Regions from separate parts of the Homo sapiens genome. Here all the other regions are linked to region 2. The links are chromatin contacts, found by Hi-C or POLR2A ChIA-PET in ENCODE. All regions are on one chromosome and are shown on one strand. The core of a region is the stretch at or near the end of the contact, and the rest is flanking DNA. Distances in the headings are between cores, read along the strand shown.

The links. Hi-C counts contacts between places; a loop is a spot of excess contacts on that map. ChIA-PET counts read pairs that join two places held with the same protein, here RNA polymerase II (POLR2A). Pooled maps may share reads with other maps.
Region 1: a loop to region 2 is called in a map of dorsolateral prefrontal cortex, with 8 times the contacts of the local background. The contact joins two enhancer-like sites. A Hi-C loop is called at or near these places in 1 of 168 maps with a recorded cell type or tissue (dorsolateral prefrontal cortex), 1 of 37 single-sample maps with no recorded cell type and 2 of 50 pooled maps. POLR2A ChIA-PET finds 5 or more read pairs at or near these places in 4 of 52 experiments (IMR-90, T-cell, activated T-cell and 1 more).
Region 3: a map of GM12878 shows a loop between it and region 2 (4-fold over the local background). The contact joins two enhancer-like sites. A Hi-C loop is called at or near these places in 5 of 168 maps with a recorded cell type or tissue (Caco-2, GM12878, Right ventricle myocardium inferior and 2 more). POLR2A ChIA-PET finds 5 or more read pairs at or near these places in 2 of 52 experiments (B cell and BJ).

Annotation. Positions count from the first base shown.
Region 1 is chr15:25,738,598-25,741,297 of GRCh38, reverse strand. The region is part of intron 2 of ATP10A (ATPase phospholipid transporting 10A (putative)); the gene reads left to right. It also overlaps the pseudogene RNA5SP390. Among named protein-coding and RNA genes, the nearest start is that of MIR4715, 110 kb to the left of the region's middle. Within about 2 kb of position 1,302, at least 2 of the 41 ENCODE cell types and tissues checked have a DNase peak (open chromatin) inside an H3K27ac peak, as active enhancers do.
Region 2 is chr15:25,692,738-25,695,437 of GRCh38, reverse strand. It overlaps ATP10A (ATPase phospholipid transporting 10A (putative)), which reads left to right. Exons shown (of 21, transcript NM_024490.4): 14 at 292-619. Among named protein-coding and RNA genes, the nearest start is that of LINC02250, 120 kb to the right of the region's middle. RefSeq lists an enhancer at 1-258. Within about 2 kb of position 1,382, at least 2 of the 41 ENCODE cell types and tissues checked have a DNase peak (open chromatin) inside an H3K27ac peak, as active enhancers do.
Region 3 is chr15:25,642,769-25,645,468 of GRCh38, reverse strand. No RefSeq gene overlaps it. Among named protein-coding and RNA genes, the nearest start is that of LINC02250, 65 kb to the right of the region's middle. RefSeq lists an enhancer at 1,642-2,585. Within about 2 kb of position 1,253, at least 2 of the 41 ENCODE cell types and tissues checked have a DNase peak (open chromatin) inside an H3K27ac peak, as active enhancers do.

The DNA.
Region 1 (2,700 bases), core at 53-2,552, 46 kb before region 2:
GTGATCCAGAAGCTTGTGGCACCTGAGATCCTTCTGAAATAAGCATTCGTCACCCTCTGACCATGTGTGTGCCAGGCACTGTGATGGTCTCAAGGGCACAGAGTACCTGTGCTCAGGGAACCTGTGGTCTAGTGAAGGAGGAATGGGAGCCAGCTCCAGCCACACCCAGGAAGCACGGGGTTTGATGTCTGCATGGGGACTAAGCAAGTTCGGAGCTGTGGCACCTGCCTACCCTACCAGGGGGCCGTCAGGAAGGCTTCTCCAGAAAAGACAACATCCTGAAATGCTAAATGAAGGGCACTTCGCCTGATGCTGTAGGATGGCAAGACAGAGGAAGCCATGCAGAAAGGTTTGGGCTTCCTCAGGGTTCCCTGCGTGGCAGGAATGGGTGCTGGGAGGGATGGTAGCCGAGGAGGTCAGCGCAGTGACCCTGAGCAGAGCTTTGCTGTTGCACGGGATGAGGATTGCATTCTGTAGGGCAGCAGCTGTCTCCAAGGCTTTGTTAAGGTGGAAAACTTCTGTGATCAGACGGGGATCATTCAGTCCAGGGACAAACAGGCCCATAGCAGGTGGCGAGACCAAAGCCAGGTAGACAGAGGTGTTGTGTTTGTCACTGAGAGCCTTCGAGGACCATGTCCAGGCGTGATGTCAAGGCTGGAAGTGAACCAGGGGGACCTCACCCTCCTTGTGACCTGGGAGTATCATGAAGGGAAATGCAAAGGGCGTTTTCAGAACGGGATCCAGATGCAGAAGACGGGAGTGTGTGTGTTTTCCACGTCTTCTTGCTGGTGCAGGCGGTGGCCCTGCCTGGCTGGCAGGTGCTGGCCCCTGCTCTCTGTGCATTCTCTCACCAGGGTTCTCTCTGCCCACATCATCCAGAGACCCAGACAGGTGGCCTCACTCACAGATTTCCACCTGGAGCGTTAGGCAGGGTCCCTGCTGGCAGCAGACCTGCAGATGACCCAAGTGTGCACCTGTGCTGTGTGCTCACCCAATGGCTGAAGCAATATGAACCTCTTTACTTTAGTTTTTTTATGATAGAAAAAAAATAACAGTATCCTCTTTAATGGACTGTAAATGCCCTTTCCAACATCACTGCTGTTTCAAGATGGAGGACATCTGTATTTGCTTTTGTTGAGTACTTAGTAGCAATTCACTTAATACAAATGTGAAATACAAGGTTGGTAACAGAATCTCCCCTGTGAATCAAACCATTCATTCAAGTAGCAATCTGGGCACTGCTGAATTAGACACACGCCTCCCCCATGTGGTTGAAGAGGGGACACAGCTGTTCTACCAGGAGGAGGTCCCAGGCATCAGGAGGAAACAGAAGCATGCCGCAGGGCTCTGGGCATCCCTGGAGCACCTGCTGCTGCGGTCTCTAGCAGAAACGCAAGTTCAGGGGCAGGGCTGGAGGGCTCTCTGTTGCACCACTGTCCTGCCTCTTTCTTTCCACCTAGTCAGGTCAAATCACTTTGCCCAAAGAAGTTTCAGAAATATCTGTAAGACAACAACAGAAACTGTGAGCACTTTCTTTCTTGCCGGTGAGATATTTATTTGAACATGTTGCTCTGCAGTGGGCGAACCCTTCACGGTGTCTGCTTCCTTTTGTCTGAGATGCTGGGGTGCTGCAGCAGAGATGCAGAGGGCAGTGCTTCAGCTTGAGGCTGGCATGTGTGGGCAGCACTTTTGCAGGTGATGCTGTTTCTGCAATAGTGAGTCTGTCATCCCAAGCACAGGGATTCATTGGAACCATCTCTGCATCCTACAGGATTGTGGACTTATAGGGCAACAGAGACCCCGGAGATCCGAGTCCAAATGCCCTCTCTTCACTTGCCAAAAGTCTCATATTTATTAATCAGAAGAACTAGCACTAAGTCCCCGGGCTCGCTCCTGATTTTTTACTCTGTTTTTGAGTGGGCTCTGGTAAGCCCACATCCACAGGCATTGCTGAAGATGGAAAGAGGGTATCTATGATCAGATTAAGGTATGTTGAGCTGAAGCATGTTTTCAAAATACTAAAACTTAAATTTTGGAAACTTAGAACTTTAAAAAGCAATTAAGGCCGAGTGCAGTGGCTCACGCCTGTAATCCCAGCTACTTGGGAGGTTGAGGCAGGAGAATCGCTTGAACCCAGAAGGTGGAGGTTGCAGTGAGCCAAAATCCCGCCACTGCACTCCAGCCTGGATGACAGGAGCAGAACTCTGTCTCAAAAATAAAAAATAAAAAGCAATTTAAATTTTGGGGGACGTTTCTATAGAATCTGTTACACATTTTCTGGCTTACTTGTACAATCTTTTTCTGTTAATGCCAGATTGTCTCTGCAGGTATTGATGGTTGAGCTGATAGCTCAGAGGCCAAGAAAGCTCCAGTCTGTCACTCCAAGACCACTGTGACCTTGGGCACGATACTTAAAGATCCTAAGTTGAAGGTGGTGCAAAAACTGACTTTCTAGCAGGGTTGCCTGATAATTGTAGGGCACTTAGCACAATGCCTGGCATTTGGCAAGCCTCCCCAAACTTGTAATTATGTTGATGGTGATGACGATCAGAATGGCAGTGCCCTCACGAATTACTGGCGAGGGAGACTTTATGTACTTGTACTGAAAGGTGCCAGATTTCTGGTCTATGTTCAACTTGATGATTATTTCATTTCTTCTCAGTCAATTCTCAGAGTTGGTTTATATCCACTTAAAAATGT
Region 2 (2,700 bases), core at 133-2,632:
CCAGGATGGTCTTGATCTCCTGACCTCGTGATCCACCCGCCTCGGCCTCCCAAAGTGCTGGGATTACAGGAGTGAGCCACCCACGGTGCCTGGCCACCAATTCAGTCTCTTCTCTGGGGAAAGTCATCCTCTCCGGCTGAACTTCACAGTTTCTGGAGGGTGGCCTCTGGGCAGGCGGGTACTGCAGCCTGGAGCCCGGAAGGATGTCAGCTCCAGAGGTGTTGAGCCAGGGCGGGGATGTTTGTGGCATGACTCTGAGGGAACTGCGCTGTCCTCTCATGTCCCTTTCAGGAGGCGTGTGCAGCCCTGCTAGACCAGTGCCTATGCTACGTGCAGTCCAGAGGCCTCCAGAGAGCCCCTGAGAAGACCAAGGGCAAAGTGAGCATGAGGTTCTCCTCTCTCTGCCCACCCTCCACGTCCACTGCCTCTGGCCGCAGACCCAGCCTCGTGATCGATGGGAGAAGCCTGGCCTACGCTCTCGAGAAAAACCTGGAGGACAAATTCCTCTTCCTTGCCAAGCAGTGCCGCTCCGTCCTCTGCTGTCGGTCGACGCCTCTGCAGAAGAGCATGGTGGTGAAGCTGGTGCGGAGCAAGCTCAAGGCCATGACCCTGGCCATAGGCAAGTATCCCAGCTGGCCAGACGGCCTCCTCCCAGCTGGACCCAAACTTCCTCTACCCTTCCATGCTACACCACGAGATGGGAAAACACTTCCTCACCTTTCTTTCTGTGTGTAAAATCACACCCAGTGTGATAGAGCAGGCAACATGTTCCGAAGGTAAAGTTTACATTGGAAAGCCACAAAAGAGAGTAGCAGAGTTACAGGTTCATGCTGCAAGGTCAGTAATCCGGTGCTGCTTTACGGCAACAAGATGGAGCTTACCCTGTTTCTCAGGAGACAGCACACAAGAGACCTGCCTGTCCCAGTCTGTCCTGGCCACAGCAGAGGGCACTACACACTCAGCCTTAGCCCAGGCCAACTTAGAAGGTCCTTTGCAGCTGCTTCTGGTCACCATGAGCCTCCGGGTGTCCAAGGCTTTGTAACGCCCTAAGGGCCCAGAGGCTTGGTGACCAGAATTCCCACTGCCTCCTGTCAGCTGTGCTGATGGTTCTGGGACAGGCTTCTGAGTAAATAAGTCCATCATCAGATACGCATCACTGCTCAGTTTTACACCAGTTATTTAAGGACTGTGTTTCTCATGGTGGTTTTTCCTGGCAGACACTGTTGGCCTGGAGAGCCCTGTCTGCTCCTCTCCAGGGAGGGGATGGTGGCCACTCGCCTCCTTCCAGGACATCCTCTCTGCCCACTTCTAGTGCAGGCAGAGTCTCTAGCACAGGTTCAGGGGCTCAGCAGCACCACCTCCTGGTGAGGGCCAGGAAGGAAGCAGTGGCCGTGACCCCCACATGCCAACAATTGGGCCTCCCTGTAAATAGAATCTACTCCTAGGTGAGAACTGGATCAGAAATCAAGTACCCTCGCCAATCAATCAGCCAGTGTTGGCAGTATTTTCTGCAAAAGGTCTGTGACAGCCCCTGCTTGTTGACATGGAGATTGCTGCCTGTTCACAGTGGGCACCTCACCTGGCCAGAGGAGACCGCTGTTGAGCCTGGGTTACAGTGGCAGTGAGGAGAGCGAGCACTGGCCTGAACACGGTCGTCATGGGGACCCTGCCCTACACACCCTGAGGCCAGTAACCGCTAAGGAGAGTGGGCACAGGGCACGTGTTCAGGAGGCCCGGGGAACCTAACAGCCATGGCCTGTCCTGAGGCCATCTTTGCCTTCATGTGCCTGGGGTGGCCCTCAGGTTTCCCTGAGGAGCTGGAAACGGTCTTCAGGCTGACCTGCACCACCCCTGTCCCAGCCTCCTCCTCTGAGCGTCAGCGTCCTTCCCTGGGAGCACGAGGACAACGTCAGCCCTGAAAGGCCACAGTACACAGTAAGACGTGAATGATGTTTCCCTGGCCTGGCCAGTGCCTGCCTCAGCCGCGTAGCCACTGGTGTCTGGTATTCCTGAAGAAGTGGAAGGAAATCCTTGGCAGATTAAAAAGAAAAGGAAACACAGAATGGAATCTCAAAAGAAAACGGGAAAGTAATGACCCATAAGAACATCAGCACATGGCTGGGCACGTGGTTCACACCAGTCATCTCAACAGTTTGGGAGGCCAAGGCAGGAAGATCACTTGAGCCCGGGAGTTTGAGACCAGCCTGGGCAACATAGTGAGTCCCCATCTCTACAAAAAATAAAAAAAATTAGCTGTGTGTGGTGGCACACACCTGCAGTCTCAGCTACTTGAGAGGCTGAGGTGGGAGGCTCACCTGAGCCCAGGAGGTCAAGGCTGCAGTGAACCGTGATCACACCACTACACTCCAGCCTAGGCAATAGAGTGAGAGACCCTGTCTCAAAAAAAGAAAAAAAAAACTGCTGGGGCAACATGGTGGGCGAAACCCCATCTGTACTAAAAATGCAAAACCTGGCTGGGTGTGGTGGCATGTACCTGTAGTCCTACCTACTCAGGAGGCTGAAGTGGGAGGATCACTTGAGCCCAGGAGGTTGAGGCTGCAGTGAGCCATGATCATGCCACTGCACTCCCACCTAGCCTGGGTGACAGAGTGAGACCCTGTCTCAAAAGAAAAAGAAAGAAAGAAAGAATGCGTTAAAGCATCAATGTGACCTACTCCTAGTGCCCAGTGGTTTATAATG
Region 3 (2,700 bases), core at 4-2,503, 50 kb after region 2:
TACATGCACATGGACACATAAGCGCACACACACATGTGCATACCACACGTTTGCCAGCTTGTTCCAGTGTTAAGTCATTATCTTAGTCCATTTGCTATAACAAAATACCATAAACTCAGTGGCTTATAAAGAGCAGAAATGTATTTCTCACCATTCTGAATGTTGGGAAGTCCAAGATCAAGGCACAGCAGGTTTGCTGTCTGGTGAGGGCCCATCGTCTGGTCCATAGACAGCACTTTCTCACTGGGTCCTCACATAGGGGAAGGGACTAGCCAGCTCTCTGTACTCCTGCTGCCTTTTTGTTTGACTCTAAGTGGAAAGCCCAGAAGACATCCCAAAGGATCCAATGTGTCCTCAGTGTGCTGCCTGCACAGTTGTGCATATACAGACTGCCTTCTTCAGGGATGCAGAGGACCGGCCTCACCTCCATGCCCAGCGGCTCTATTGGGCCCAGTCTGTGTATCAAACCAAAGCTCAAGAAATGCTTGCTGGTGATGATGACATCAGGAAAGCAAATGGGCTGTTTTCTGGTTTTTTCCAAATGAGCTGCCATTTTAATCAGGGCCTCACTATTTTCCAAGTTTAGAATTTTTCTAAAAGGAGTTTTATCCTCAACATGGAAACTCAGAAATTTGGGGCTTTTGAATTAAAAAGAAAAAAAATCAAGAAACAAAGGATAATTTTTTTTGCAATAGATCATCCAGACACTGTTACATTTTCACTATGGTATACCAGAAAAGAAGGTTTTTTTTTTAAGTTAAAATAAACTCACCACAGCCTTATAATCTATTTATAAGGTCCTCCCAGTCTGCCTGATTGTCTCTTGCCACTATTATAAAGTCATCTTTGGTCCCAGTTTGTATAATACAGAGAATTGCTCACCTGCAGTCATTTAGTTCTGAACATTGTCCCCTCGGTGTGAGGGGGCTTTTATGAAACTAAGGCTCATGCAGACTGAATGCAGTCTTGCAATGGGGCACAGGATTTAAATAGAACACGGGACTGAGTGAGGGCGGCAGGGCGGGGCTTTCCTTTGTTCCAGGAGCTGAGCGGGGAATGAGAAGCCCCCTCCTGCCCTGAAGCCCTTGCGGCAGGCTCTCTCCCTCTCCGCCCAGTCCCTGGGCTTCCTTTTCTTCTCCCTCCTGCCCAGTGTGGTCAGGCCATTCCTGGTGTGATTTCCAAGGACTTCAAGGGCAGCCCTGGCCCGTTTCCGCAGTAACACAGACTGTCCTTGGGAGAAGAGGAATGGCCTGTCCCCATGATCTCTGCAGCCCTCCCTTCAGTGCCCGGAGCCAGGCGCCTAAGCCCAATGCTGCCGAGTTTCCTCCACATCACATGTGGTCTCAACTTCCTGGGCTCCTGGGCCTGGTGATTATTAAGGAGCTGAGTCACTGGGGCTCTTGTGGTCAGTGTCTCCATCACTGATCACTGGCCTTCCCATGATGTTTCCATTCATATTTTCTTTCTTCTTTGTCTCCCAGGAGTCCTAGCTTCTTCTGAGATTTCATGGAAAGGGTTATATTGACAATTTGCATTTAGAAATATGATTTTTCTCCTCTTTAGAATAGTTTCTTTCTTTCTTTCTTTCTCTTTCTTTCTTTTTTCTTCCTTTCTTTTTCTTTCTTCTTTTTTCCTCTTTCTTTCTTTCTTTTTCCTCTTTCTTTCTTTTTCTTTCTTTCTCTTTCCTTCTTTCTTCCTTTTTTTATTTTTCTTTTTTGAGACAGAGTCTCACTCTGTCACCCAGGCTGGAGTGCAGTGGCATGATCTTAGCTCACTGCAATCTCTGCCTCCCTGGCTGAAGCAATTCTCCTGCCTCAACGGCCCTCCCCATCATCCCGCCCCCAAATAGCTGGGACTACAGGTGAGTTCCACCATGCCTGTCTAATTTTTGTATTTTGGGTAAAGACGGGGTTTCACCATGTTGCCCAGAGTGGAAGAATAGTGTTTTCCATTGTCTTCACAAAAATAACATCTGTGAGGTTTAAAAAAAAAAAACGCAGGGGCTTTTATGCCTATTTCATAGTCAGGGGAACCTAAAACCAGCTAGAAGGCAAAATGCTCAAGTCCACACAATGGAACAAAGGGGGTCTTGGCTCTTTCCCCTAAACCAGGAATTCCCAACTGTGAGTTGCCGACCCCAGGAAGCCACAGAGTTGCAAAGTGGCTTCAAATTAGTTAGTGCACCAGGCCCTCTGCAGATGGAAGGGAGGGTTAGTGCACCAGGCCATCTGCAGAGGGCCATTTCATTAACATAAGGTGAATTCATTCTGAATAGTAGCTTTGTACGTTGTCTATTTTCTCAATTGGCAGATACTAAAAGAACACTCCTCGGCTAGGGCATGTCCACATGCTTATTTTTCCTCTCATTCCAAAGGGCTCCTCATGAGGGGCTGCGAATTCCAGGAAAGGGCCAGAGGCCTAGCATCACCATTTCGCAGAGTGTGGTGTGCACCCAGCCGCTGACGCACGGGACAATTTTAGGGACTCCATGGGCAACATCTTTTATTTAAGTGTGTAGCTTCTATTTTTTGATAGCAAGTATTGATTGTTCTGTTTTTTAAAAAGAAGACCCCGTGTGTGTTGTTCTCCCCATGTGTCCTGAACTTAACATAAAAATTGAAGAAAAAAAAGAATATGTAAAGAAAAGTCAGGTAGATACGTGGCTTGGCAGTTTTTTGGGAAGTGCTAATGGCAGGCAGG